2 separate regions of the Mus musculus genome follow, and region 1 is linked to region 2. A link is a loop called in an ENCODE intact Hi-C map of the cell type or tissue named here. Cell type or tissue: heart. All regions are shown on one strand. Each heading gives the region's core, and the rest is flanking DNA. Links, peaks and the distances in the headings are about the cores only.

The links. Peaks named below come from ENCODE experiments on the same cell type or tissue, not always from the same donor. Only the 100,000 strongest peaks of a DNase experiment are listed, where the experiment ranks them.
Region 1: a loop joins it to region 2, with 2.0 times the contacts of the local background. A loop is called at or near these places in 2 of 42 quality-filtered maps.

Annotation. Positions count from the first base shown.
Region 1 is chr11:32,986,420-33,001,444 of GRCm38, reverse strand. No RefSeq gene overlaps it. Among named protein-coding and RNA genes, the nearest start is that of Gm12111, 68 kb to the right of the region's middle. In heart, for the core only: no CTCF peak of the experiment used is centred there; DNase peaks (open chromatin) are centred at 6,854, 10,224 and 11,174.
Region 2 is chr11:33,067,266-33,082,290 of GRCm38, reverse strand. No RefSeq gene overlaps it. Among named protein-coding and RNA genes, the nearest start is that of Fgf18, 73 kb to the left of the region's middle. In heart, for the core only: no CTCF peak of the experiment used is centred there; DNase peaks (open chromatin) are centred at 6,750 and 7,550; H3K27me3 peaks cover 3,418 bases.

The DNA.
Region 1 (15,025 bases), core at 3,487-11,486, 82 kb after region 2:
GGTGGCAGCTAGCAAGACAACTGACAGATGACAAACAGGACACCGATATTTTTGCCTGTTTCTTTTACTGCACAGTGACCTGTGTGAAGGTGACTGTCCCATCTGCCATTCTACTCCCAGCATGTGGCAATATCCTGGGGTACAGGAAATGCTCAGTGAATGTCTGATAAGCAAAAAAGTACACAGATAGGTCAAACTCACCGCCTCTCCAAAGACCCAGTAACGCAGTAACGGTTCCTCATGTCTGTTGACTCTGAGCATTGTGACCTGCTGACCTATCTGCATTTCAATGTTCTCATCCTTAAAATGGGGATATTCCCACACATCTGTGAGTGCCCTAAACTATCATCTGCTTGGATTCAGTGCTTGGTAGGTGGTAAGTACTCGCTGAGCACTGATGCCTTTCTCTCCCACTTTGGAGAGCCCACAGTGTATACACCTATGGGTAAATTGTGCATATGTGTGCATGTGGATGGGGATAAACATATCCAGAGAGAAGGAACTTGGAATAATTTTAAAGTCCTTTGAGACTTGATTTAAATTTAAAATTTAGAGCGAAGGACCCCAGATAACCTCTGGAAGTCCTCAAATGGAGCAATATGGAGACTCTTCTAGCAACTGCCTGAGCCAGGAGAGTCAGAAAAGTCTGGTCGAGGAGCCCTCTAGGAAAAAGAGGGGAAGAATCAGGAGACACTCAGTAAACCATGTTGACATCAGGAGGAAAAGAAAGACTCAAGGATGCCTTGGATACATCAATTAAGAAATATTTATTGAGTGTGAATCAAACAAGAAAGGACCGAATTTATTTTTTTTCCTTCTGAAATTATAAAATGAGCTTTTTCCATTGCAAAATAATATAGTCCCAGTACAGGATATAATTAGAAAATGACAGGAAAAGTAATCTACCTCCATGACAGCATTTTATGACCCCTGGAAGGACCCATTGAGAATGAATGTGCCTGCTGTGCTTCGGATGGGGAAATGGGGGAGGGGGTGGTCCTCTGAGCAGCTTGCCCCATCCAAATACCCAGAGGAGACTTGAAGTATAGACCACATCTCGATGCTCCCAGTCTCTGTGCTGCCCCCATGGCCATAAGGCCAGATTTCCTTCAATGTGCCCGTGTGAGTCCTTCCTCCCTACTCAGTGGGCATTTTAGATTCCATATTTTTTCTTTTAAAACACACATTGTCCTTTTAAAACATGTACTTGATCTTCCTAGGGTATGTTTTTTGCCGGGTAGAGTCCTGGAAGTCTGAGTTCTCCCCAGCAGTAGTATGGGTCAGGGGTTACTCTCTTCTTTCTTCCAACAGTGGCCTCAGCCTTTCTTACTCTCCTCTAGTGTTAGGCATGTTGGCTCAGAGCCCATTGGTCACCCTGGGGATTTGGGGGAGAAGCAGACAGGTTAACTGGTTAGACACACTGGCTCACTGACAAAATGAACCCTCTGCCAACCAGTTGGTCTCACTCTCTGGCTGGCTGGCTGGTAAGTGGCTTGCCGCCATCTATAGTGGTTCGTCCACTCACAGAACCTCAGCCATCCTTGGGCATCTCACCAGTCACAGCCTATGTCAGTTTCTCCATTAGTTGTTGGCCATGTATCTCCTCAGTCTGTCCATCAGTCAGTCTATAGGTCTGTCAGCTGCCAGCAAGTAGGTGGGGCCACACCCTGACGTTCCCTCCAACTGGTGATCTCAGGCCTCACCTGAGGGGGAGGGATGGAGGGAGAGGATCATTTCCTCCCTGCTGAGGCCCTTTGAAGTGTGCTCTGTCAACCTTGGAAACTGAGCTGAGAAGTTATTTATGAAGTACCGGAGTGCAAACAGCCTCATCAGTCTGTGTTGCTAGCAGCCAACTTGAGTCCACTCATCTTCCATCGACCGTGTTTAAAATGCAGAGCTGTGCGTCCCTCTTGCCCACGCTGCACCCCCAGCTGCCTCCCTCATGGAGAGCTGGAGGATTGGTTTTCAGGAGCAGGTGATTTCATCAGTTGCTTCTGAAGCCAACTTGACTTCGCCTGGGTCTCTCCAGGAATGAGTCACTGCCTGCAGAGGAGACTTCTGGGAAGAAAGCAAGTTCTCAGAGCATATGCTGTGCCATCCTGCTCAGGGTCTCAGAACCCCAAGAATAAGACCTTGGTCTGGTTTGGTGGAGCCATTTACCATGTGGAGACCCTGTCTGACCCAAATGGGATGGGGAGGGTGGCTCAGCAGGGTGCTATGAACTGATGGAAGAGCTGGGCTCTGCTGTGGGAGCCCAGGCAGGGAGCACATAGATTCTTTAACATTCACGGCAGGTTTCTTGATATCTGTAGGAGGAGGCAGCTTTCAGCACATGGCCTAAGGCAGAGGAAGATGTTGGCTCTCAACCCCCTCCAGCCTTCTACTGTGCTGCTGTCACATGGGTCCTACTAGTCATTTTTCAGCACTGATCCAGCTAAGTTCCAGGAACCAGCCCTCCACATGGGACTGAGCTGTCAAGTTCAAAAATCATTTACCAAGTGCTTCCCAGGCGTCTGGCCCCCTGAATCCTCCTTTAGAGGGCGCATGCTGTCACGCTCCATAGAATTAACAAGCCCTACCGCCTTCAAGGCTGGGTTGGGATTGGACATTGTAAAGCAAAACCAATATTGTCCTTGCCTTCATGGAGGTTAGACTCCAGACATAACTGGTCAGCGGTGAAATAAAGGACAGCGAACAAGGAAAACATGATTTGTGGTGTTTGGAGAGCTGGGGGCCTTGCATGAGCCAATGCGGACGAAGACTGAGAGTTGTTAAGGTGAATGAAGATGAGGACAGAGTGTGTTCTGATGCCTTGTGGAGGGAGGGAGACCGTAGCAGTGAGTCAACTGCTGCCACAGAGACTGGAAGAGAGCAGAGATGTGCGCAGAGGCAGACAGAAGCGTTTTTCCCACGTGAGTTATTACATTCATTCATACGTGTGTACATTAATTATACATGCATCTATGTCTTCATTCATCCACATTTTCAGCAAACATTTGCTGAGTGTCCACACTACGTGTCTCTCTCTTCCAGAGCTCACTCATCATGAACTACAGAAATTAGGACTGACCAGCTCGCTGTCCTGGCTGGAGAGCCATGATTACAAGGAGCCATGGGAACAGCATGAGAGTTATGCTGTTGAAAGAAACAGACTGGCGAGCCGTGACATGATGCCTGCCTAGTCTCTCTGGCATCTCCGGGAAACATGGCAACCGTATTGTGGCAAGCACTACAAAGCATCTACTACTGCAAGGGTGAATGTCCCTCCGACTTTTGTTGCCTTGAGCTATCAAAATCCTGAGCTCAGGTAGGGAGTTAAGTTTGCCTCCTACCACATCAGATATTCAAGATTAGGAAAAAAATAAACCCTTGTATTTAAAGATGTTGTATTGTTATTTCTTGAGTCCATGCTTGTTCTAATCTGCCCAGGAATAGTGTCACCCAGTATAATATGGTAACCTCTACAGATGCTGTCCTAACATGACCCCAGACATCAGGAGTAGCTATTCTAAGACACATTTGAAGTAGTCTGAGAGCAGCCCCAAACCATTCATAGTTCACCCTCAAATTCTGAAGACAAAGCCAGGATCCCCTGCTGGCCTCCTGGCAATGGCTCTTTTTTGGAACTCTTAACATAGTTTCCATGGATGATACAAACATGGCAATGGGTTCTTGCACACATCTGGGTGTGTGACTCTTTTGCTTGGTGTCTGGGTTGCTTCCTGAGTCAATCACTCTTGACTTTGTTATCACTCTATGAAGTGGGGGTAGGGTGTGACCCTCTAAGGGCTCAGTCAGGGCTTGGCTCAGGGACCGTGTGGGAACATTGATGTTGGGGCAGGATCTGGACCCTCCTGAGCAGGCTGTGAAGACAGTGCTCTCTCAGCTATATTCTTGAGACCATGGGAATCTATACCAGAGTGTGCCCTCATTTTCCCAGTGACATGCAGGGTGGGGGGACTCCAAACACACCTCCTCTGCTCCTTTCCCTTCCAGAGTGGATCCTTGGCTATATCTCTTAAGTTCATGCCTCTCACCCATGCTTCACTTCTCATCGGCACCTCCCAGCTTTATGGAAAGAGTAAAGCAAGCTTCAACCTGTTGAGAATTTTTTGGATGGTTCGATCTCCCTGTTATCAAGATCTGCTGAGTTCCCGGGTTGGAAATGGCTGAACAGGCTGAGTTACAATAGGAAGTAGTGGACCCATGGCTTAACAGACAGAAAAGTCTGCTTGTCTCTGTCCTTTGTTGGGGGAGAGGCTAGATAAGGCTATCTGTGTGTCAGAGACTTCTCCCCCGGGAGAATATGGCCACTGTGATTGGGTAGAGAGAAGAGCTTTCCTGTTTGAGACCAGAAGCAGTGGGTTTCTTCCTGACTGGAAAACAGCTCCATACTAAGGGCGGCTTCTTTCTCTCCCCCTCATTGCTCACACTGGGTTCGCTCCTCAGTCTTGTGACTGAACACCTGTGTTCATGTGTGTATGCCTTTCCAGGCAGCAGGTGGATACAGGGATGGGAGTGCCTCTGTGTGTGCCTTGGCTGTACCTTGAACAGATATGGTGGCACCGAAGCAATGTGTCCTGGGCCAGAAAGGGGCCTTAAGAAGAATGAGAGCATGGAGAGCTGAGCTAGTAAATCTCAAGAAAGCCTAAGTCCTTTGCTTCATGCCTGGCTCCAACAGCATGGCTTCAACAGAAGGTTTGGTGACACTCTGGAGTCTAAGAGACCTGCCCTAAGACACAGGTTGGGGGTATCTCCCCATTGTTACCTCAGACACCCATGCAGCATTAGTACCAGCAGGGTTTTCTTCTGACTTCCGTTTTATTATGAAAAGTTTCAGGTGTGGAAGAAGCTGTAAGAATATTACAATGGGCTGGAGAGATGGCTCAGTGGTAAAGAGCACTGATTGCTCTTCCACGGGTCCTGAGTTCAATTCCCAGCAACTACACGGTGGCTCACAACCACCTGCAATGGGGTCTGACGCTCTCTTCTGTTGTGTCTGAAGAGAGCAATAGTGAATACATTTAAAGAGAAGAAGAAGAAGAAGAAGAAGAAGAAGAAGAAGAAGAAGAAGAAGAAGAAGAAGAAGAAGAAGAAGAAGAAGAGGAGGTTCTTCTGCACACGCCCACTTTCCCCGGCACTATTTATTGAAAAGATTCTCCTTTTCCATGCATGTGTTCTTGGTTGATGCCCTTTCTTTCTTTCTTTCTTTCTTTCTTTCTTTCTTTCTTTCTTTCTTTCTTTCTTTCTTTCTTTCTTTCTTTTTTTTTTGAAGTGAAAAGACTTTAAATGCATGGAATTATTTTCCTGTTTTCTACTCTGTGCCATCCGTCTTTGTGTCCCATCAATGCCGGGACCAGAATATTTTGCCAACTATAGCTTTGTGTGATATGTGTTGAAGGCAGTGTGGGTCAGCAGGTGTTAAGAGTACCTGTTGACAGAGATCCAGGGGCAGCCTGGGACACACATGGATATTCTTGGAGACCTTTGGATTGTCTTGCCAGATCTGGTATGGGGAAGTATTTATTGGCTACTACTATGTGCCAAGAATTTACTGCCATACAGTCTCCTCAGCCACACTTTCTGAACTCAGGTTCACTGTGCTTTAATTCTCTGGTTGGAATTTCCATCCATCCATCCATCCATCCATCCATCCATCCATCCATCCACCCATCCATCCATCCATCCATCTATCCATCCATCCATCCGTCCCTCTACCTACTCATCCATCTGTTCATCTTTATCTGCACAAGAAAAATATTTGATGGTAACACATCACTGTTTACCAACACTCCCCTCCTAGTGGACATTTGTGTTGTTTCTGGACTTACTATTATTAGCTGTACTGCAATGAATACCTTACATCTCCTGGGAAGTGTTTATTAAATATCCACTTCTATCTGATTTGTCCCAAGAGCCTTTGAAACACTAGTTAAGGCTTTAGTGAACACAGGTCTTGGCTTTCCAAACTCTATAAGCTGTCAGAATTTAGGACTCAATCTTTAGATATCCATAACTCATTGCCCCTAGTTGGTGTTTAACACATGGTGAAAAAGTTCATTGATCAATGAGTAAAAAAGAAAGAGTCACCCACAGACCTGAAATGTAGGTCCCAAAGGAGCCTGGGCTTGGCTCTCACAAGCAAACTTCTGACCTGCTTGGGGCTGCTTCTCTGTGGAGCCCTGTGCCTTTCAGAGAGATACCATTCCTTTCTCCATCCTGTGGTACCACGTTGCTTCAAATACACATACAACTCTTCCAGCAACCAATGACCAGTTGTTTAGTTTAACTGAATGTAAGAGCTTTAAAAACCAGCATCTTAGCAGGAATAGCTTCGTTCAAGGGATCCAATCTCCCATGTCTGCACTGCAGCAGAGGAGTCAACAGAGAGGGCCTCTGTTTAGGAGTGCTGAGTTGGGCCAATAGTGGCTACAGAGCAGATGACCCACTGTGTGGAGTAGGACCCGGGCCTGGCACCTGCTGCCTCTGACTTCCTGTTCTTTCTCTCAGCTCCTAGAGGGATTCACACAATTTCTGTAGGTGGCTGCACGGATGTCTGGCCAAGCCAGGAAGTATTGAGAGCTGGCTTTGTTCAGCTTCTCACATGGACAGGAAAATGTTGATGCGGACCCCTTGGTATTTTCTGAGAAGGTATGAGGGAGCATCAGATGGGCAGCAAGCAACGTGGCTCTCAGGTTAGCTCAAGAAGAGACCAGAGGATATAGCCTGCACAGGACGGAGAAGCAGCTGGTAGCCAGAGGCTGAGCTAGGCTAGGGTGGAGTTGCCAGAGCCTAGCAAGATATTCTCTCCAGCTCGGAGCACTCCTGGGAGGGAAGTCTGCAGAACTGCATGGGCTGTATTGTTGCTATGTTGTTTTTGCTACTGTGGTTCATGACCTCACTCTGAAGAAGGCCTGAGGAGTGTTGGAAAGAACAGGGCCCTGGGGTGAGAAGCTCTCCAAACTCACAGGAGCAGCCAAGGAATCAGGGGCCACGTGGCCTTGTCTGTCACAGATAAGTCCCTCAGAGCAGGCCCTTGCAGTTGTGTGTGTGTGTGTGTGTGTGTGTGTATGTGTGTACATAGGAACATATAGGGGGTCCTTGCAGTTGTGTGTAATGCACATAGGGATGTATGTGTGTATGTGTGCATATACATGCACATAAGTGTTGTTTTTTTCTGGTGGTGACTACCAGATTTGCATGAGATAACCCACATGAGCCTTTCTCAGTGTACCTGAGTACTGTCCCACAGGAAGGATCCAGGCACTCATTGACAATAGCATGGTCACTTATATGCACATCTCCAGTTTATTTCAAGGTAAAGAATAAGGTAGAGAGAGGAGGCAGACGGGAAGCCGTGCACATCACCTTGGGACAGGCAGGATCTGTCAGGGATATCTCCGAAGTGAAGCCCACTGGAGGCTTCTCCCTCTAGAGCAGCAGTTCTCAACCTGTGGGTCACCACCCCTTGGGGGGTTGCATATCAGATATCCTGCATATCAGATATTTGCATTACAATTCATAACTAACAAAATTACAGCTATGAAATAGCAATGAAATAGTTTTATGGCTGAGGTCACCATAACGCGGGGAACTGTATTAAAGGGTCACAGCATTAGGAGGGGTGAGAACTGCTGCTCTAGAGGGTTCTGCAGAGTGGCTCTGATTAAACATGCTGAAGCCAGGGTGTCCGGTTAATTCCTGGCTCCTCTACTTCTTAGCTGTGCCTCAGTGCTCACGGTGTCCTCTGTGTCTGCATAGTGGGAATTGTAACACTTTCCGCCTCACCGAAAGTGCTGCTTGAGTTGGTGCCATCTCCAGAGCTGTGTTGCCAGCAGTCTTCGGTTCCCACATGGCCCAGCCAGGCTCGGTGCTCCAGATGAGAGACAAAAATGGAGGGTTTCTTAGGATGAAGCTATCGTCGAGTCTTTCCCTGGTTCAGGCAGGACTTCTCAACCCAATGTGAGACCCCTGGAAAGAGCATGGAGGGGCTAATGGGGCATGAGGAGCAGATAGGCTATCCCTCCTGGGCACACAGGATCCGGTGGTGAGCAACTGGGCAGAAGCAGCCTTAAACACAGAGGCTATGGAGTGGCTGAGAGAACTTGCCCAAGGGTTTCCTTAGTGACTTAGGTAAATGCCACTCCTGTGCCCTGTCAGCAAATTGCTGCCATCAGAACCACCCGGGAAGGTTTGTGAACAGTCAGACCCCAGGTTTTGTCCCAGATTGATGAACTTAACCTTTGGGTGGGGGCTCAGACATCTTTATAATTAAAAGCCCATTGTTCTTCCCCCAGCAAGCCAAACTTGGCAATCACAGGTTCTCGGTTCTGAAATGTTGGTTTGTACCAGCGATGCTCTGCTATTAACAGAACAAATACCTTTTTAAAGAAGAGAAGTATTCCCCCAAGGCCTTCAGCTATAATGACATCCACACTCACTCCAGCCTCCAGGATTAATTAACAGGAGACAGTGGGGCCCGTTCTTAGTCCTGGTGACTCCCTTTTTCTAGAACGCTGCCCAGGTTTCTCTTTACCCGACTCCATCATCTCTTTCTTCAAACCTCAATCAAACCCTGGACCCAATTCTCATCTATTACACCACCAGAGAGGAACACCAGGGTAGTGACGGAGAAGTGGTCAGGGCTCAACTGAGCCTTTATGGGCCACCAGCCTGGGTATATAAGGTATGCATCCAAGAGCAGACTGATATCACTGAATAAGCAGGCAGATGTCTTGTGCTCAGAGACCCAGTGAGCACCATTCTGGCAACTCAAAATAAGGCAGGATATTTCTGTGTTTCAATATATGTCACCTCCCAAAAGGAAATTACAGAAGATGGCTAATACATGATATGGTGTAGATCAACTCTAAAAACGCAGGATCCCTTATACAGTTTTTAATTACACCCATCTGTAGGAAAAGTACCAAACATTTGCGAAAACAGTACACATCGTGTTCCAGTTAGTGAGTACCTCTGGGATGGAAGGGATGAGCCCTAAAAAAAGATCCAGAATAAACGGCATAGATTAAATTTCAGTGGGAGACCAATGGGTGTTGCGTTACCTTTTATACTTTTAAGCTTGTTTGAGGTATTTTATGATAAATTTAAAACAGGCCAGTATTATAGAAGTAAAAGCTCTTGTAGAGTAGACAGACAGATATGAGTCCTTGAAGACTCAGGGTTGGAGCATGTTTTGAACGACCTCATCCTTTGTTCTGAAGCTGAAGTCTTTGTCTTTTGGTAGAGGCATTTAAGCCACTTATATTTATTTCACAGCTGATAGTGACTTCTTCTGCACTTTGAAGCATTTCCCTAATTGGGTCCATAATTCTGGTGGCATGGAGGAAAGGGAGGCATGACACACCCCACATATGCACGTATGGGAAATACGATCAGATCTGGGATCAGCGACGGACCCTGGCTTGAACAGTGAGGGCTCAGCTTGTGCTGGGTCTTTCAAATCAACTAGAGGTAGAACTAGAATAAGGGAAGGACTTTCCACCCAAAGGAACATGTTGTCTCAACACATGTTCCTTGATGGGAACAGGAAGGGATGTAGAGCCAGACACCAGTTCCACATGCAGTTTGCTATTTATTGCTGAACCCTGGCTGACTGAGTGTTCAGCCCCGTCCCACCCCTACCCCCACCCCCACTATGGCAGGGAAAGACAGAAAGCCCAGGTTTGAGTATAGCCCATATACTTGGGAGCACTGTGCAAGCTATTCCATCACTCCTGATTCCAGGCTCAGCTCCCTAGTAACACAGTTGGTGAACTGAGTGAGCGCCATGGTGAACCCCTCTGACTTCCATGGGCCCCTGGTCTATTTTGTCATTTTCTCCCATCCTGGGATATGGACACACTCCATCTCACCTCACCTTCCCATCAGATGTTATCACTGATGGTCTATGGGGTGGAGGGGCTTGTGACTATGGAGGAAGAAGGAGGAGTGTCTCCAACCCAGCCCCCATGCAAGGAGTAGAGCCAGCCCTGAATGCTGCCAGCTCCCCTTCTGAGCGAGCATCAGCAGACAGGCGCAGCATGCTGGCCAGGCCAGCTCCACGCTCCATGTGCCCTGGCCCCCATATACCATTTGTCGAGCAGAATTTCCTTATAAATAAACAAGCTCTTGGGTTTCACATTGGGAAGGTGATGACAGAAGAGGGCTTGGGCTCTACGTTATCTGTACCAGGCCTGCCAACTCTTCCTCACTGCCTGGAAGGGCTGAGAGGAGAAAGGAAGGAGGCTTGGGCCAAGAGCACATTTTTTGGCCACCAAGTCACTGACTGGCAGCTAGCCTCAGCTCCTCTGGTTTCCTATGATGTCCCCTTGCTCTGGCCACCAGGACCTCTGCTTAGCCAAGTTGGAGCACCTGAGCTCTGTTGTTAGGGAGTTGGGTAAGGTGGCAGTGGGGGCCCAGAAGAAGTCAGGAAAAGGCTTCTAGAAGAGTCTCCTGCATATTTCTGTCCTGTTCTGAGTGAATTGCCAACCTAGTTCCCAAATGGAGCAAGTTCTGCTTCATGACAGATACAGTGTAGGCTGAGAAGAAAGCTGAGCATGCGCCCAGCAGAAATCAGCTTATCACTGGAAGAGAAGAGGTGGAATACAATACAGTAATGAAAAAGGGTAGATCATTGTTTCACACACAACTACGAAGAGTTATACACGCATAATGTTGAGTGAAACCCATCAGACACAGAAGACTGTGTATCCTTGAGATTCAGCCTCTACAGGAACCCTCTATGAGGATGCAAGTCTGAAGTTGGGGCCTATACAAAGATCTGAAACAAAGGTTAAGAAAGGTATGGCCTCCAGTCTGGGTGACAGGCAGGCCTTGTGAGCTGATGTGGAAACCCAAGTCTGACTGAACAAGGTCCATCTTGGGTCCTCCTCCCAGGCTGCCACCTGGACCCTCCGTCCACAGGGTCCCCCTGGGAGGCCCAGGCCGGATCCTCCCCACCCCTGGAAACTCATGTCAGTGGCCTGCCTGACAGCTGTATTCCACTGGCGGCCACAGCTGCCACCGAATCCCTGTTCCTGAAGCCGACAGCCCCACCGCTTTTTCCTGGCAGTCGGCTCTGCCGCTCAGGAAAGCTACTGTACTTGTGGGAAAGTGAGGTCAGTGCGTGTTTCCATCGACTCGAGAGGGAAAACAAAAACAAACATGCTTGCTACTGAATGTGCTTTTGATTCAGCAGGGTCCAGCCCCAGAGTGCCCCATTTGTGGCTCGTCCATGTGTCTCCCCCGGGGAACATGGGAGGGAAGGCTGGAAGAGCTTGTGGTCCAGGATGCATCCTGGAGGACTTTGGGTCCAACAGCCACAAAGGGCCACAGGGAGAGGTGGTGACTTGGGTCCGAGCCATGGGGTGAGGCTGGGGCACATCTGGGATCATGCATCAGGACGTGGGATAGCTGTTCACACCTATGCTTTGCACACGCTGTCCTGATGTATGGAACACCCTTCCCTATGTTTCAGTCCTGCAAACTCCTATCTACTCTTCAAAACCCGTTTTAATTTCTTCCCCTAGAGCTCTAGGCAGAGCTGGTCCTCTTTCCAGGCAGCTCATCGTGTAGCTCACTTATTAGACATGGGCCATATCTCCTGCTGTGTCTCCCTCTAAATAGGAGCAATAGGCCTCTGGATTCTCTTGCCAAGTGAGTACATGAGGCACGTGACAGTTCAGCACAGTGGTAAAGCAGGGCTGGGATACGAGGGTGAAGATTAGCTGGAGCAAACAAGGTTGGGTGGGCCACTTGAGGGTGGGAGAGTCTTGAGCTCACAGATGATTGACTGAAGCTGGGTGGTGCTGCTGTGACATTTGGGTCCAGGTTCCTGAGGTAGAATTGAATGAATGGTGGGGAGAGACGTAACTGAGGTGGGTGGGGGCACTTGGAAACCTCACTTGAGAGACAACTTCCTTTATTTATCTTCAGACCAGGATATGTGTGGGGTTGGTTCACCCAGCTTTCACCATGGTCCCAAACTCAACTTTCCCCAAGTCCTCTCCACGTGCCTGCCTCTGCTTTTCCCCACTTCTTGGGGTCAGGAACTCAGGCTCTGCTTGCTGCCACATTCTGGTCATGTGGCGAAACCCACAGTCTCAGATGTCTCCACACTACCAGCCTCAGTTTCCCTGTCTGTAGACTAGGTCATAAATGACCACGGCACATGTGAAGCCAGCCCTGCCCCCTCCCTCAGATTCTGCAGAGTGTTTTCTTCTCTGATCACAGGGGTCCATCCTTCCCCTGGCCTTCCCTTACAGAGGGCTGCCAACCCTGGAGTCCAGGTGGCCACTGACTACGTTTGTTGTGTTGTATGACTTATGTCAGACAGGGTTGACTGCCTGCCTGCCCCATGCCCCCTAACTTCTCCAAACCTGAAGGTCTAGGAAAGTTAATTTTGTTGATTTCCATGCTGACGTGGGTGACCAGGATGGAGGGTGAGGGAAAACAGGGCAAGGTGTTGGGGGCTGGGTCCTCTGGTCACCAGGTCCAGCTCTGTACTAAGTGACTACTGATTCAGGAGAGCAGCAACCTTTGCAGAATTCCCTGGAAAAACTCAGCCTCTGGAGGGACTTGGGGACAGAAGCCACAGGACCATTCGCTGTGGCTAAAGATCCTTTCTGTTTCTCCTCTCCCTCCACTGCCATCTTGTTCCAAGAGTCCACTCTTCCTATTCCTTCTTTGTTTTCCTCTCCCTATGCCTCCTCTTCCTCCTTTACCACCTCCTCTCTCTCCCATTCTCCCCTCTCTTCTTCCCTCTCCTCTCCCTCCTCCTCCCCCCACCTCCTCAGTGAACCTCATCTCTGGAGAACCATGGCCTATGAGGCCTCTCCCTTGCAGGCAGTTCTCTCTATGAATCACTCAGCTCCACTGCCTGCTTTGGATGAGGAACCAACAAATCTGGAGAAATCCGACTTTACCCATGCAGGGAAATTTCCATCTAACCTGGAGGGAAAATTCTGGTGCTGCAAGGGGTGGGCTGGAACCAGTGACAGGATTGGGGGGGGGGGCAAGACAGGGGTCATCCTGGACCTCCCATGTTCTGGGAAAGGAGACAGTGGTGTGGGAGACACTTGGCAGACATCAAGGTTTCTCAGTGACTGCAATTCCTGGGTTTTTCCTTGAAGATTTTGCAGCTGACACACTCCACTGTGACAACCATTACTTGCTTCTTTTGTCTTTCTGTGGGACAAACCCAGGGTGACAGCTAACATGTGCCTATCACGTTGGGGTGACAGTTTGGAAGGATGGTGGAGCAGTGACTGGTGTCCTGGCTTCCAGCTCATGGGCTATCTGGTGGCACCCAATGAGGAGTTCTTTCTTTTCTACAGTAACGGGGGTGAAGCTCAGGAACTCACAGACTAGGCAAGCCCTGAGCCAAAGCTATAGCTCTATAACCAGCTTTTAATAGTCCAGTTGTCTATGTTTCAAAATTAGTATTAGTAGTAATTAAGTGATAACCACTAATAATCCCTCAAGTGAAATCATTTGACAATCAAAATAATACATTTCGAGCTAGTCAGGTGACAGCCCTGTAATTCCAGCACTGGGGAGGTAGACTCTGGAGGATCAGAGGCTTGACCTTATCTTTGGCTACATAGCACATTTGAGGCCAGCCTGGATAAAATGAAACCTTGCTTTAAATAAACAAACAGAAGAATTAAAAAGTTCTTTTAAATGTAACATTTGAATTTGTTACTTTGTATCATATTGTCTTAGTCAGGGTTTCTATTCCTGCACACACATCATGACCAAGAAGCAAGTTGGGGAGGAAAGGGTTTATTTGGCTTACACTTCCATACTGCTGTTCATCACCAAGGAAGTCAGGACTGGAACTCAAACAGGTCAGGAAGCAGGAGCTGATGCAGAGGCCATGGAGGGATGTTCTTTACTGGCTTGCTTCCCCTGGCTTGCTCAGCCTGCTCTCTTATAGAACCCAAGACTACCAGCCCAGAGATGGTCCCACCCACAAGGGGCCTTTCCCCCTTGATCACTAATTGAGAAAATGCCTTACAGTTGGATCTCATGGAGGCATTTCCTCAACTGAAGCTCCTTTCTCTGTGATAACTCCAGCTGTGTCAAGTTGACACAAAACTAGCCAGTACACATATATAAACTAAAATTTGTGCTTAAACAAAAACATACTCATTTTAAGCTTAGAGCACAAAAAAAAAAAAAAAAAGACACACTCTCATCTGTTTTTCTCCTGCTAAAAGGACAGATGAGTCTGTCTGTATAGAAAACACAGTGTGTGGGGTAGGGTTGGGGTGGGGTGGCTGAAGGAGGTGCCAAACCTTCCAAGAGTTCGGCAGCCAACTCTCTTTATGAGTACACGTGGAAGCCCCATTCTAAGTGGTCCAGACTAGGCCCCACACTGAACACAGATAACATAGAGTGCAGAGGCTGTGCCTACTAGGAGCTTGCAGACTTATCGTTAACACAAGGAAAGCTGCAGAAAGAACTGCGTTCTTTAGAATTAAGACCAGCAAATGTTTTGGTTCTGAGAAGGCTTGGCTGACTCCATGACAGGCTTCCAATCGACAGTTTAGGAGATTAGGCCTAAGAACTGGACAAGTCCAGGCAAGCCCAGGAAAGTCAGTTACTAAGCTGTCCCACCACCTGTCCTAAGGCAAGGATAATGGGTCAGCAGCAGTTTTCAGACTTTCTCTGCTACTTCCTCAGCAACAATTTCTATTCCCATCCACCCACACTCGCACCCCATCTCTCTAGTAATGGAATGTCCCTAGAGATGGAGTAAGATGAAGGTCACCTACCCCAGAATTCCCTAATGTACTTTAAATCAGACCTGTAAGTCACTTGGTTGTTTCTCTATCTTGGTAATGGGAGACCCCAGCATGCTGGACTTCTGCAGAATAAAACACTCTGCATTTACATACTAGGTGAGTCTATCATTCTTTAGACAATCATGGACCCTTATAGTTTGAGCAATGTTATATCATAAGCACAGATCCACTTGCCATCAGATCATTGCCTTTCAGTTTCCTGCAGGCAACACAGC
Region 2 (15,025 bases), core at 2,511-10,510:
TTTTGAAGAGTCATCTGTGCCATTGCATAGGTCCGTAATTTTCTCTTTTCAAGACAGGGTTTCTTGAAACAACCTAGAGGAAAGACCTATGTTGGTTTACAGCATTAGAGGTCTCAGCAAATGATCACTTGGCTCTGCAGCTCCAGGTGCTATGCATGGTGAGGCAGAACAACGTGGTGGGCAATGTAGGTGGAGCAAAGGAGCTCACCTCATAGTGGAACATAGCCATGGGAGTTTGTCTGCGTCTCCAGGATTCCTCCGTTCCCCCTTTATCCCATCTGGGCCTATTGATGGAGCGGCCTACATTCAGGGCATGGCTTTCTCCATCACTGGCCTTTGGAAACACTCTTGTGGACATACCTGGAAGTATGGTTTATTAGACTCCTAGGCACCTACCTGGTAGTGAAATCAAACTCACAAAGTATATCTTTATTAAATGCGTTGGAGCTGGGTGTGTGGCATGTGCCTTTAATTCCAGCTCTTGGGAGGCAGAAGCAGGTGGATCTCTGTGGATTCAAAAACCAGCCTGGTCTACAGGGTGGATTCCAGGACATCCAGAGCTACTTAATGAGACTCTGTCTCAAAAATAAGTGTATAAACAAACATAATAAAAATGAAACAAGTGTGTCAAGAATAAAGCAAAGAAGTGTTGGCCCCTAAGAAGATTATTAGATACAAGTCTATTAGATAGAAGTTTATTAGATACAAGCAAATACAGGTGTAATGTGACAGCTAATGACAACTGACATGAAGAGAGATGACACAGATTCGAGGAACAGAAGTTTTGGAAGTGAAGGAACCTGTCTGTAAAGAGGACTATGTCTGGACACATCAGGTGGAGGCTGGGAAGGAGGAGGAGGGGCCACAGGGAGATGTTAACTAGTTTGGATGGCCTTTCCCTCTGATTGCAGAAAGGACCAGCCAGCAGAGGGCACAGGGTGGCTTGAACCCTCTTATTCTAGGTTGTGTTGGCAAAGGGTCAGGCCAGCTTCTCTCCCATGATGAAGGCAAAGGACAGTGTGGTAGGAAGAGGACCAGACGGGAGCTGCATTCTGTGGTAGGGACTGGGGCAGACCCTTGTGCTGGTAGTACGCCTCTTCCTACCCTGTTCTACACCAGCTTTGTAGACTTAGACTCGGGCAATGGAAGGGCCAGTACAAAAGTCATGAGCAGCCTCACTTTCCTACCATCCCACTCTGGGCTGCTTGGGAGGGTGGGTGTGGAGCGGGAAAGCCCAGCGTGTGACTTGGATTCCATGACATTCCCAACAGAAGTCAGAAGTCAGAAGGCAGAAGGAGCACCATCTTTACAACAGAATTCTCTGGATTGGGCTCTGATTGTTTCATGTCCTGGGGACGACCCCACCTGAAGGCAAACCCAGTTGGTGGTGGTGGCTCAGCTTCAAAGAAAATGCCTGTGCCTGAGAAAAAAATTGTAGAAACTTTACTGTGACTCATCCAGACCTGGGAGGGTCAGCATGGCGTAAGGGGCAGGGCAGGGAGAGAGACAGTATGGTGGGGAAGGGGAGGGGGAGGGGAAAAGGGGGAGGGGGAGGGGGAGAGAGAAGGAGAGACAGGATGGCGAAAGGGGCAGGGCAGGGCACAGCCTTCCCCACTTTCTAGCTTTGAGTAAGCAACTCATACCTCTCTGGGCCTCATGCAAAATAGAGATGTGGATCACAGTGCTGCCGGGTACAGAAGAGCATGCGCACATCTGGCTTTTAAAGCAGCTGGCTTCCTCGGTGTGAAGTAGATGCTCAGTGTTGGGCTATCATTTGCAATTTCATTTCTTGGAATGGGGAATTGCGACTCAGCGAATGATTATCCATTAACTGGCTGAATCTGTGTGTGAATAGTGACTAGTAAGCCCCAATACAACAAGATGCTGAGGAAACCACCCACGCCTTGGAAGACGGAAGGGCCTGATGTTGCTTCCGGGACTGAGAAAAAACCTCTCAGAGTGGATGACTCCTGGGTCCCTAGGCTGATTACACGTGACCCAGTTAAGCACCGAGGGAAGGACCCCTAGTAGAGGGAGCAGCCTGTGCAAAGGCAGGGGCGAGTTAACTATAGTTGCTTTCACACACAGCTCAGCTGCAGTCATCAAAGAAAGCAGAGTTCTCAGGAGTAGGTGTCCTTCCGTGACTGTTACCACACACGTGCCTCTCATCTACTCTACTCTTCAGTTTTGGATTCCACATCCTGGGATCAGTGGCTGGCACACAGGAGGCGCTCCGGAATTGTCTGCTGCCCACCTGCTTCTCAGTGTGGCTGCCAGTATTATGCATTTCACACGTGCCTTCTCTTTCACCAATTACTATGCCCATTTTAAAGCTGAGAAAATTGAGGCATGAAATAAAGACATGTTGACATGAGATCCAAGAACTCGTGGGGAAGGAGCTGGCATTCAAAACCAGAACCCAGACCCAGATTCAGCAGTTAACCGCTGCTCGCATGTTTCTTTGGTATTGGCAGATGGTACCTCTGGCTACAGCTCTAAGCACAGAAGGAGGCAGAGTGAACTTGAGGATCAGGGTTTCTGCCATAGTGGGGCGGGGGTAGCTGAGTTCAAGTAGGTCCTCATCGAGGGTCCCACTTCTCCAGGTGAAGCCTCCTGCTATGGGGAGTGGGCACAGGGGATGGAGAACCATCCTGGCTCCACGCTCCCTGTGCTGGTTGCCAGAAGCCCTCTTTCCCTCCTCTCTAAAATGCCTCTTATGGCATTGTTGAGAGAATTCGGGGAGTGACATGCATTGTTCAGCACAGGGCAAGCACCCAGTTCACGGGGCCACTGTTATGACAACTGTCATCTTATTAATACAATGTTCTGTGCAGCTGCAAGCTAGCAGGAGCGGGGCACCCTCTAGACTCCTGGAGGAGTTTGACAAGTTGCCGCCTGGAAAGAGTTGGCCAGGTTCACATTTCTTTTGGGAGCCATGGGGTTTTTGCATCGTTTATAAGTCTCCAGGAACAGGAAGACTAGTAGGTAAAGACCAACCTTTGAGAACTCACTGTTGACCTGAAATGAGATGACCAACTAACTACCCTTCAAACTAGGCAAATTGAGATCTTGGTCACCCTGCTTCTAAGGGAGACAGAAGTCATAGCTAGAGGATAAAGAGCCAGGAAGGTTGGAAGCTGGACTGTGGAGCCCAAGCAATCTGCCTAAGGGACAGGCTTCCCTCAGGGATAGGAGATCTCACTGTGGTGTGTGTCTTGTTGCTGGACACTTGGACCTAACACAAGTCAGCTGAGGCCTGCAACTGTGTGCCCATTGGGAACAAGGAGGTGTGGCAGGCAGTGTTTGTTACAAGCATGCTGTGGAGGGGGCTTTTGCCACCTTCTGGGTGAGAGCCCAGGTTCTTGGAGTGCTCCCCCCCCCATTCCCAGCTGGATCTTGGAGGGCATCACCTTCCCTCCACCCCATGACCCCTGGGTCAGGGGCCTTCTCCTGGGGGGCTGAGAGTTTGTGTCTGGCTCCTGCCAGTTGCCAGGAGGGGAGGAGGCCCCTGTAATGGCCCTTTCACACCTCAAGGAAAAACAAACCCATCTGCAAATCCCAGAGGTGGGAGGTGGGGGCTTGGCAAATGGGCTGGGAGGGAGGAGTGTCCTGTCCCTGCTGAGATGGTGTGGGAGGGCTGGGATCCAGCCCCCTCCCTCCACCATAGCAGGGCTCTCCTCCAGAGAGCAGTATTTTGCTGGATGGATAGAGACGCACCTAGAAGGGTAGGAAGCTGTGGGACACTTTGCAGCTCAGGATGGAGACTGAGCTTTGAGCAGTGTGTCGGGAGACCTCAGTCAGTTCCTCAGAGTATAGCATCCCTGAGCACCTTGGGGTCCTCTCTCAAGGCCTCAGTTTCCCCAGATATCCAGTGTTAGTGTCCGTGGCCTGGGATGCTCTTTCTGGCTGGAGAGAGTGTTTAGGCTTTCCCAGTATGGGTGGAAGAGCCAGGCTGAGGCTGGGCACCAGGAGCAGCTCGAGTTCCATTCCTGAATATCAATGAGCAGGCCTAGGAATGTCTGCTACACAGCTGGCTGCCTGTCTGAGGGGTGGGGGAGAAGGGGATGGAGGAAACGGCTGGGCCTGGCCGGCAGCTCTCCCAGACTCACCTGCCCAGCAACAGCAGGCAGAGCTTGCAGGCAGACCTGGCAGCCTCTGCCTATAAAACAGGTAGATAGGGGAATTTTACTAGGCATTTGGCACCAGGTAGGGAACTGGGGAGGACTGACTCTCTCGCGCGCTCTCTCTCTCTCTCCCCCTCTCTCTCCCTCTCTCTCTCTCTCTCTGTGTGTGTGTGTATACACATCTTCTGTAATCCACAGTCCAGTCCCTCCACCTATATTTATTTGTATTCTGCACTGAGTGACTTACCCACTTGCTGCTCTGGGAAGAGGTAGATTTCCAATTCTGCCCCAGGCCTCAAGCATTGGGGCTCAAGCCTGTGAAAGGCTTTGGGGAAGGCTGTAAACGTGGACTGCCTAAAGACTTGAGCTGACTGTGTATTTACTTTGCAAGAAACAGGCTGTGGCCGTGTCATCTAGGATGCTGGGGTTCCACCTGTGAACAGGCAAGTGAGGCTCGAGCCATGGGAGATGACGGAATAGCAGGCATGAACCTGGACTTCTCAGCCGTGGTCAGCTCACAGGGGACATCTGAAAGGTTCCAGTATTGGGGTGCTTGCCAACAGTGTCATTCTGATGTCTTCAGGAGGTACAGAGCTGGAGTCTGTGGTGGCTACAGAAAAGGAGTTGGGAGCACAGATGTGAATGAAGAGCTGTGGTTGTCATTTCTGATTCCTGGTCCCTCCATGAGTGGCAAGGAAGGGAGGCAGACTTTCATGGACTAGTGGCCCCACCTTCACTATTGGAATGCTTCCCGGAGAAGGTCATGCACCTAGCAGCTGGCATCTGGACATACACAGGGGTCAGCTCTGGGAGGAGGAGAAAGGCTAACCGGAAACCTTGACCCTTGCTGTCTCCAGGGTTATCAAGATTCACATTCTAGCCCTGGAGCCATCTATTCATTTATCCACCCATCCTCTACACACCCACACCTCCATCCGTCCATCCATTTTCCACCCACTTACCCATTGACCAGTTGTGATGTGGTAGGATGGTTTGACAGGGTCCCTCAAATTGCCCATGCTGGAAACTTAGTCTCCAAACCCCTATGTCAATGGTGTTCAAGATGGGACCCTTTGTAAGAGACAGGTTCATATTCATAGATTAGTGGGTAACAGATTGTTGAGAGAGTGGCTTTGTTGTGAAAGTGGCTCTTGGGGGTGGCACCCCTGCCTCACCCTGTGATGCTCTGGGTTACCATTGTCTTGAGACAGTGCGTCAAGAAGGCCCTTGCTCAGCAGATGCTGAGCAGATGTGGATACAAGGTTGGCACTACCCTCTTGGCTTTCCCAGCGTTCAGAACTGTGCACCCCATAAACCTCTATGGTTTAGTAATTTCCTGGTCTGTTATGTTCAGCTATAGCAACAGAAAATAGATGAAGGCAAACGTTATTCCTGCTAGAGAATGGAACCCATTCCCATTTAGACAACTCCCCAGCAATCTGCGTGCCAGGGAAGCTGCTTTAGCCCTGTGAGCCTCAGTGTTTTCATCTGTGTGATGGGGTCTAATGACAATCATCTCCTTTAAAGGCCGCTTTGAAAAAAGTCTGGTGAGATGATGGATGTAAGCACCCAGCTCAGTACAACGGGCTCCACACAGGAGCTGTCACCGATATTTATCACAGTACCCTGCTGTCACTTCAAGCTATCTTGGCACTAGCCAAGGAGAGGGAAAGAGGACAGTGTAGCTATACAGAACATGTCATATCCCAACTGTTCTGAAATGGGCAGCCCTTCAGTGTCCCTGCACCCACTTTTGCAAATCAGTGCTAATGATGGCTGCCTTGAAGGGTTAGGCAAACCTGAGAATGTAGGAAACAGGGCAAGCTCTGTCTGACACGTTGGGTTCATAGGACATGTTAACATTAGCGGCCTTTCTTCTCTTCCCTGAGGGTTGTCTGGGGGCATGCTGACTCCCCAGGGCTGCTCATAAGGGAACTGTGAGGCATTCAAGGAGGGCTGGCTGGCATAGTTCTCATCTACCTGCAGTAGTCTGCAAAGCCCTTGGATAGACAGATGATAGCTTGTCTCTTATGAAGCCTCTAGGTGGAAGAACATCAAATGCACAGAGCACTGTATTTTAGGTATTCTATAGAAAGGCTCCAGCAGCTGTCATGGCTGGACCCAGGAGCTGTCATAGCTGGTTGGGGGTTGCTAGAGCTAAGAGAAACTGTCCTAAAGAAGATGGCTTTTGGGTATCGAGTCGAACAGAATGAGTTGTGGCTGTTTAAGTGTTGGATGCACTAGGAGATTGCATGTAGCCACTACAGTGGCCCCAGGGTTGCAAAGACTCTGGATGCTGCTCAGGAGGTCATGCTCGTAACGGGTTTCATGTGCTATGAGAATCTTGTAAAGTCAGGTAAGGGTCAGACCAGACAGGCAGACTGTGGCAAGGATCCTATTTCCCACCAGGGGAAACGGAGGACTCAGGAAGTCTAAACCACCTGCCAAGAGTCAAGCTGGCTAGTGCTAGATCTCAGGTAGGTCTCTGGGGCCAAAAGTGCTAGGGTGCTCTGAGGAGCCCCCACCCTTGTGAGGTGGGGGGCTGGGGCGGGGTAGGGCAGGAAGGTTCCCGGATGTGGAGAGAGAACATGGTGTCTGCGGGTGTGAGCCAGGCAGCAGCCTAAACACGACAGACCCCGGCCAGCCTTGCTGCCAACACAACTGCTTGTGTGACTGCCAAGGAGCCAGATGCTGCTTCTGGAAAAAATAGCTTCCTGGCTCGGCACTCCTGGCTGGCCAGCCGGCCAGCCTGCCATGCAGGGGAGGGGGCTGTGGAGTGTGGGTGCAGCACCCCAGAACACACTGCTGTGCCTTTGAAGCCAGGGCAGGAAGGGGGGGCGAGCAGGGAGGATTCAAGCAAAATATTTTTGCTAAAAATATTCTGATCCAGAAGAGCTTCCCCCTCACTCTTGCTGGAAAACCAAGTCTTATTAAAACAACACTAGAATATTTCATGTTGATATCAATTAGGCAAAGGAGAAAGAATCTCAAACCTTTCTCCCTGCCAGTTTCACATAAAAGAAATATTCTCTTCGAGGCCAAAGGATGAAGGGCTTTAGTTTTTTTTCCCCCTTTCTGCACAAAATTCCTGCAGTGTGGATGGAAAGTTTCTCCTGTCTGCAAGTTTCCTGAGAAGTTGGGGCTCTGGACCTTCAGGCCAAGTTCTCTGGGTGGGGCAGGGCAGGTGGCTGGTCCCCAGAAAAGGCCCCCCGAACCGGTCAGGAAGGGAGAGAGCCAGGCCCACCTGCACCTAGACCCAGCCAGCCCGACCTGTGCTCTTGTTTCTGCCAGCTGGACCACTCCGCTGATGGCCTGGAGAGTGGTAGATACAGACAGAGCCTCTGGCCTGGGCTGCTGGCTCCCTTCATCAAAGCTGCTGAGCAGCTTCAAAACAGGGAGTTACACCAAGGTGCCAGACCTGGCCAAGGCCACTCTCGGGCTTAGGCTTTGCAAAACCGCAGCAGTACCATCATTGCACACCTACTGTGTGCCAGGCACTTTAGAACTTGTCAATACGAATCTCATTTACAGGTCACAGTGGCTGCAGAGATGGGGACTATATTATCCCCAAAGCCCCAAGGATGTTTGGACTTAGCGTCATGTAGCTAGTCGAAGTGACAAGGCTTGAAGCCAAGTCTGTCTGGTCCCAGAGTCTGGGCTCTGTCCCCTGCTTCACTAACCTCTCAGAAGGCCATTGGCTCAGCCGGATGAGATCACCTCAGTCCTCCATCTCTAAAGCAGGGCTCGCAAATAACTCGCTCAGCACTATGTTCTCTCCCATCCTGACTCCATTTGTTTAAACGTGAACTAATTCTTTAGTTTATTTCTTCAGTCCTCCACTCATCCGCACACCTATCTACCCACCTATTGATCTGTCTGTCCGTCCATCTATCCACCCATCTCACTATCCTTCTAACCACCCACCCAGCAACCGTCCACCTATACACTCATCCATCTGCCCACTTTCTACCTAGTTTTCAGCCACCTGTCTCCTCGATCACCATCCACCTCCCAACCCTCCGCTCACCTTCCTGTATCTTCTCCCCTACTTTCTGTCTGTCTGACCAGCGTTTGTGTATCCGTTCACTCATCCTCTGCACATTAATCTGCCTCCCCAGGGCCTCTCTTTACTCAGGAATAGAGAAGTAGCTGAAATGCTGTTCTGCCCAAGTCCATCCTGAAGTCATCGGATATTGGGTGTGGTCTTAGAAAGATCGCCATCCATGGTACGGAGGATCTGTCTATTTTTTACAAGGAAGCTGCAGGTCTGGGACATCAGTGAGACTTGCTGGAAAGTTGGACATTTGAGCAGAACGATTAAAAGCCTTGAAGTCAAACCAGAACCTGAGCTCTAGTCCTTTCTAATGTGAAGACCCTCCTAGCGACTCTGACCCTGCAAGGGAAAGGAACGACTATATGAGGGCAGTGAGGCCCAAACCTGTTGTGCAGAACTTGGGCCTTCACTCTGAGGATGATGGGCACCAGGCCAGGGACTGGAGCAGAGACATGCGCTCCAACTTAAGTTTTATTTTATTTAATTAATTTCCTTTCCTTCCTTCCTTCCTTCCTCCCTCCCTCCCTCCCTCCCTCCCTCCCTTCTTTCTTTCTTTCTTTCTTTCTTTCTTTCTTTCTTTCTTTCTTTCTTTCTTTCTTTCTTTCTTTCTTTCTTTTTGAGACAGGGTTTCTCTGTGTAGCCCTGGCTGTCTAGAACTCACTCTGTAGACCAGGTTACCCTGGAATGAAAAACTCTGCCTGCCTCTGCCTCCTAAGTGCTGGGATTAAAGGCATGTGCCACTACTGAGTTTTGAAGGACCACTCCAAGTCTTGTGTACAGAATAACCTGTCAGAAGCTACAAAAATGTGAGCGCCAGTTGGAAAGGTTATCTCAGTAATCCAGGGAGTAGGTGATGCTGGCTTGGCCCAGGGTGGTTGCATTGGAAGTGGCAAGAACCATCAGATTCCATCAGTGAGTGGCAGGAAGTGAGGTCTCAGGAATGATTTCCTTGACTGATGCCTGTGTAGCCAGGAGAATAACGCCATCTCCTGGAAAAGGGAGGACTGTGGGTAGAGCCAGGTCTAGGGACATTTGGAGGTTAGGTTTGGCTGGTTGAATCGGAGATTCTTTTTTTTTAAAGACTTATTTATTTATTATATGTAAGTACATCATAGCTGCCTTCAGACATTCTAGAAGAGGGTGTCAGATCTCATTACAGATGGTTGTGAGCCACCATGTGGTTGCTGGGATTTGAACTCAGGACCTTCGGAAGAGCAGTCGGTGCTCTTAACCGCTGAGCCATCTCTCCAGCCCTGAATCTGAGATTCTTGTTCAAGTGTAGTAACCATGCCATGTACACAGGTCAATAGGGTCTCAGATCAGCAGCAGGTTTGGGCTCAAGGTATGTATGTGGGAAGCCACCGGCATATAAATGGTGTTCACAACCTAAGGATGGACGAGATCAGAGTATAGGCAGAGAAGAGAAAAGGGCTGAGGGATGAAGTAGGGCCAGCCTCACCAAAGGTTGTTCCAGTCTGTGTTGAGTACTTGAGGCACACATGATGAAAACGTGGTCATCGCCCTCTCCTCACAGAACATGCATTCTGAAGAGACAGCAGATGAGGGGGAAACCAGCAAATCCAAGCTTGAGAGCTTTTTAAAAGAATTATTCTGGAGGGAGCCTTCACCCAGTTCAAGCCACTCAAACCTGGCATGAGCTATTATGCTTAGTAGAAAGGGGAGGAGAGAGGTGGGTATATGGGGCTCCAGCCCAGAGTTTGGGGGCTCACGTAATTCTCTGTGCAGCTCTTTAAGATTGTTCTCTTGAGACTGGCACTTCTCAATTGAGAAATTGCCTCCATCAGATTGGCCTGTATTTTATCTGCGGGGCATTTTCTTTACTGCTCATCGAGAGAAGAGGGCCTAGCCCACTGTGGGCAGTGTTATCCCTAGGCTTTCTTAAGCCTGGGCTGCTTGAGAAATGTAGTTGAAGATGAGCTTGGGAGCAACATTTGTTTGTGGTTTTGCTTCACCTTGGTGCTCTTTGATGATGCACTATGACCTATAAAATGAAATCAACTTTTCTCTTCCCAAGTTGATTATGGTCATGGTGTTTATCGCAGCAACAGAAAAGAAAATTAGGGCACCCATTTAAAGACAAGGAATGAAAGCTTAGGAAGAGGAGGAGGCCACTGGTCCCAGGCCCCCCCCCCACACACACACAGAGAGAGAGAGAGAGAGAGAGAGAGAGAGAGAGGCAGAAATGCTAGGAAAGGAGATAAGATTCAGTCTCTATACTGGGATATGGGCTTTCTCTCCTTGAGGCATTCCCAGACCTGGAAGACAACGTTCTCATGCCTTCAAGAGGCAAGCCGGGGACATCAAGGAGGTGCTGGGGTTGGGGTTGGGGTTGGGGCTGGATGGGAAAAGCATAAGCTAATGCAAGGGGCAGCTGCTTCTCTGCTTAGCCAATAGTGGTCCTCCGGAAATGTGGGCCAGATCTGGTTTCTAAAGAGAAGCCGGAAATCTGGATTTTTATGTGAAATTTCCCCCCTTTTAAAACAGTGTTGGGGCCAAATAAAACATGTGTGCATGTTGAGTTGACCTCAGGGCCACTGGCTACAGGCTCTAAGGATGTTAGACTGGTAGTTAAAATTAAAGGCTTTGAGATCCCAAATACCAGGTTCGAATCCCCCAACCCTCCCCACTGGCTGTGAGGTCTAGGGTGAGTGAGTACATCTCCTGGAGTCTCTGTTTCTTATATGTCAGTCATTTCATGTTGAGAGCTGTGTGAGGATTGTGAGAGACAATGTGCCTACAAAGGATGAACATCCTGGTACCCAGTACCTAGCTAGACAAATTGTGAAGAGGTGTGTGTGTGTGTGTGTGTGTGTGTGTGTGTGTGTATGTGTGTGTGTGTGTATGTGTGTGTGTGTATGTGTGTGTATGTGTGTGTGTGTATGTGTGTGTATGTGTGTGTATGTGTGTGTGTGTATGTGTGTGTGTATGTGTGTGTGTATGTGTGTGTGTGTGTGTATGTGTGTGTGTGTGTATGTGTGTGTGTGTATGTGTGTGTGTATGTGTGTGTGTGTATGTGTGTGTGTGTGTGTATGTGTGTGTGTGTGTGTGTATGTGTGTGTGTGTGTGTATGTGTGTGTGTGTGTGTATGTGTGTGTGTGTGTGTGTATGTTTGTGTGTGTGTGTGTGTATGCTGGGATAAGGAGGCATGAAACTGAGCTGTGGCTTTTCGTGGCCTTCAGACTTCTGGCCTTACTGTGTAGCTCAGAGGCTGCGAGAGCATCCTTTGTAGACTTGGGCTCCCAGCCAGCCTTTCTATCCTTAGGCTCTCTTTCCAGCATTCCCCACGGGCCACTGTGGTGTCCTGGGCAACCATGGCCTGCATCCCTGAACAGTCCTCACCAGCCTGGCTTGCCCCAGCCAGGAGAGCCCTGGGGATGATAGATTCCTGCGGGATGTTTTCCACATTTCTGGAAACCCACTGTGGTTTGGTTTTCCATGGTACAGGGCTTGGCAGGGGCTCAGCCCAGTGCAACGGCTGGTAGCTGGGAGGGGCCAGAGTCGAGAACACATTCACTGAGCACCCACCCGGAACCAGGTCCCTGGGACTCCCAGATAGTTAAACAGACCAGGGCCTCCATTATCTTGTTATGGATACAGACCTGAAATAGGAGACATTTAAAACATTTTAAAACCAATGTTCTATGACTCCAGCTGGCAGCCTCCTTCACCTGGCCTGCTTACGTTCTTCCTCCATTTGGATGCTACCTACTTCGGCCTAAAGCCTCTAAGTCTCTGGGACCTGGGCATTAACTTCCACTTGTCCCCTAAGCCTTGGTGTGGGGACCTGTCTTTCCTCCCACTGATGGCGGCCGCCACCCATCTTTCCAGGCAGCCCCTCTCAACCCATTCCATCTAGGGATGCGATATTGCATTGCCCTATTTAAAGCCCCCAGAGACCCCAAGGTCACTTTCAAACCTCCTCCTTGGCTCTCATCTTTTTCTTTTCTTTCTTTTTTTTTTTTAAAGATTTATTTATTTATTTATTATATGTAAGTACACTGTAGCTGTTTTCAGACACTCTAGAAGAGGGCATCAGATCTCATTACAGATGGTTGTGAGCCACCATGTGGTTGCTGGGAATTGAACTCAGGACCTCTGGAAGAGCAGTCAGTGCTCTTAACCGCTGAGCCATCTCTCCAGCCCCTCATCTTTTTCTGATCTCCCCACTGTGTTTTGACAAGTTGGGCTTTGAGAAGCTATCGGCATGCGTCTGCTGTTGCTCAGTTCTGCACAGGCCTCTCACTCGCAAAGTGAACTCCTAGTTGGGTTTCTGGCCTCTACTTGCACATCACTTTCTGCAGGGAGTGTTGTCCACCCCTTCCCACCTCCAGGCTGCACTGGGGTCTTTGCTCTGTATCCCTAGTACTTTGGATGTTTTGAAACTCACTCTGCAGAACAGGCTGGACTTGGACTCAAAAAATGTGTTGTTTTGTCTGTCTGTTTGTTTGCTTCCAGACATGGCTTCTCCATGTAGTCCTGGCTGTCCTGGAACTCCTTCTGTAGACCTGACTGGCCTCGGACATGGAGATCCACCTGCCTCTGACTCTCGAGTGCTGGGGTGGAAGGTATGTGCACCACCACTGCCCAGCTTCCCAGTGGCCATTGCTTAACAGCAACAGTGATAGCAACACTAATGTTAAATAAACTAACATGGTTCAAGCACTTGTACAGTGCATGCATGTTGTAAGTGCTGTTTTCAATGCCACAGCAGTCTGCTTTAGCTTTTCAGTGTGCTCCCAGCTAGGAGCTATTGTAATCCATGCTTCACGGATGAGGAGATGGGTTTATTGGGGTGCTGTACCCAGTTCGTTGTCAGGTAGAACAAATAGCAACACTGTGTTATAAAGATCTACTTTCCGGTCTGACTCCCCTCAGTGTGCCTGAAGCTCCAGGCAGACTAGGACCCCTGATCCCTTGTCTTGGCCTTTAGCAGTACCTTGGTGCTTTATAAATGGCGGATGGTAGAGGAAAGCCAAGTCAGGTGATACAGATTTCCAGACCTGCCTGGGTACATACAGACAGTGGGCTCCTCAAGTGATCTGTTTTCATATTCTTTCTATTTTGGGCCTAGAATTCAGGGCCTAAAACAGCAATTCACAACCCCTTTGAGGATCAAATGACCCTTTCACTGAGGTTGAATGTCAGATATTTACACCATGATTCACAACAGTCGCAAAATTACAGTTATGAGGTAGCATTAAAAATAATTTTACGGTTGGGGGGGTCACCACAACACAGGAAACTGTATTAAAGGGTTGTAGCATTAGGAAGGCTGAGAACTGCTGGTTTAAAAGCAACTCATCAAAGGGAAGTAGAGTGGAATTCATAGACCCCTGAACATCCTTGGCACTTGTATTAGTCAGGGTTCTCTAGAGTCACAGAACTTATGGATAATTTCTAAATAGTAAAGGAATTTATTGATGACTTACAGTCGGCAGCCCAATTCCCAACAATTGTTCAGTCGCAGCTGTGAATGGAAGTCCAAGGATCTAGCAGTTACTCAGTCTCACGCAGCAAGCAGGCGAAGGAGCAAGAGCTCGAGCTAGACTCCCTTCTTCCAATGTCCTTATATTGTCTCCAGCAGAAGGTGTAGCCCAGATTAAAGGTGTGTCCCACCACACCTTTAATCCCAGATGAAAGGCGTAGCCCAGATTAAAGGTGTGTTCCTTAAACTCGGAGATTCAATCTTCTGGAATCCATAGCCACTATGGCTTAAGATCTTCAAACCAAGATCCAGATAAGGATCTCCAAGCCTCCAGATAAGGGTCACTGGTGAGCCTTCCAATTCCGGATTGTAGTCATTCCAAATATAGTCAAGTTGACAACCAGGAATAACCACTACAATCCACCCCTTGTCAACTTGACACAAATAATATCTCATGTTCACATGAAACAATAACAAGGTTGTAAATACGCCTAACATGATATAACTATCCCTCGTACAATCGCAAACACATTAGTAAATTTACAATGGGCATTCATATTACTTTATAATCCTCGTTTCTGCAACTGGTTACGTGGCCTTAATTGGTATTTATAACTACCTTCCTCTACTACCCATTCTGTATTTCCTTCACCTTCAGCCAGCACCTCAGCAGGTCTTGGCTCTTTTCCTGGAGGATTGACCCATACCTTCATTCCTGATGGGTCTGCATCCTTTGTCATCCTGCTTGGATTAGGCTGTTGTAGTTTCCCATTGACTTTAATCACAGGACATGGTAGTACTAAGAGACGCCCTAAGGGATCTCCTACACTCCAGACATAATCTTGCTTACCACCATTGTGAAGAGGTAATCCAATTTCCCCATGGTAATCTGGATCTATCACCCCTCCTAACACTGTTATTCCTTTTTTAGCCTGTTGGTTTAAGGGCATTAGAAGCCCAAAATGACCAGGGGGAAGTCTGAGCTTCCAGTTCAATGGAATGTTTGTTGTAGCTCCTGGTAGGAGCACTCCCCTCTCTGGAGCCAAAACTTCTAGGCCAGCAGAACCTAGAGTTATGGGGACAGGAAGCAAAAATTTTCCTAGAGGGTCACTAGGAGTGATAGTAAGTGGAACTATTCCGTTTTCCACCCCTTGATTCCTGGACCCATGAATCCTGGCTATGGGTGAAACTGTACCATATATCGAGCGCTGATTCAAAGCATATACTGCCTTCTGAAGAACTCTACCCCAGCCTTCCAAGCTGTTACCACCTAATTGGCGCTGTAACTGCGTCTTCAAAAGGCCATTCCATCTTTCTATCAGCCCAGCTGCTTCAGGATGATGGGGAATGTGGTAAGACCAGTGTATTCCATGATCGTGGGCCCACTGTCGTACTTCTCTG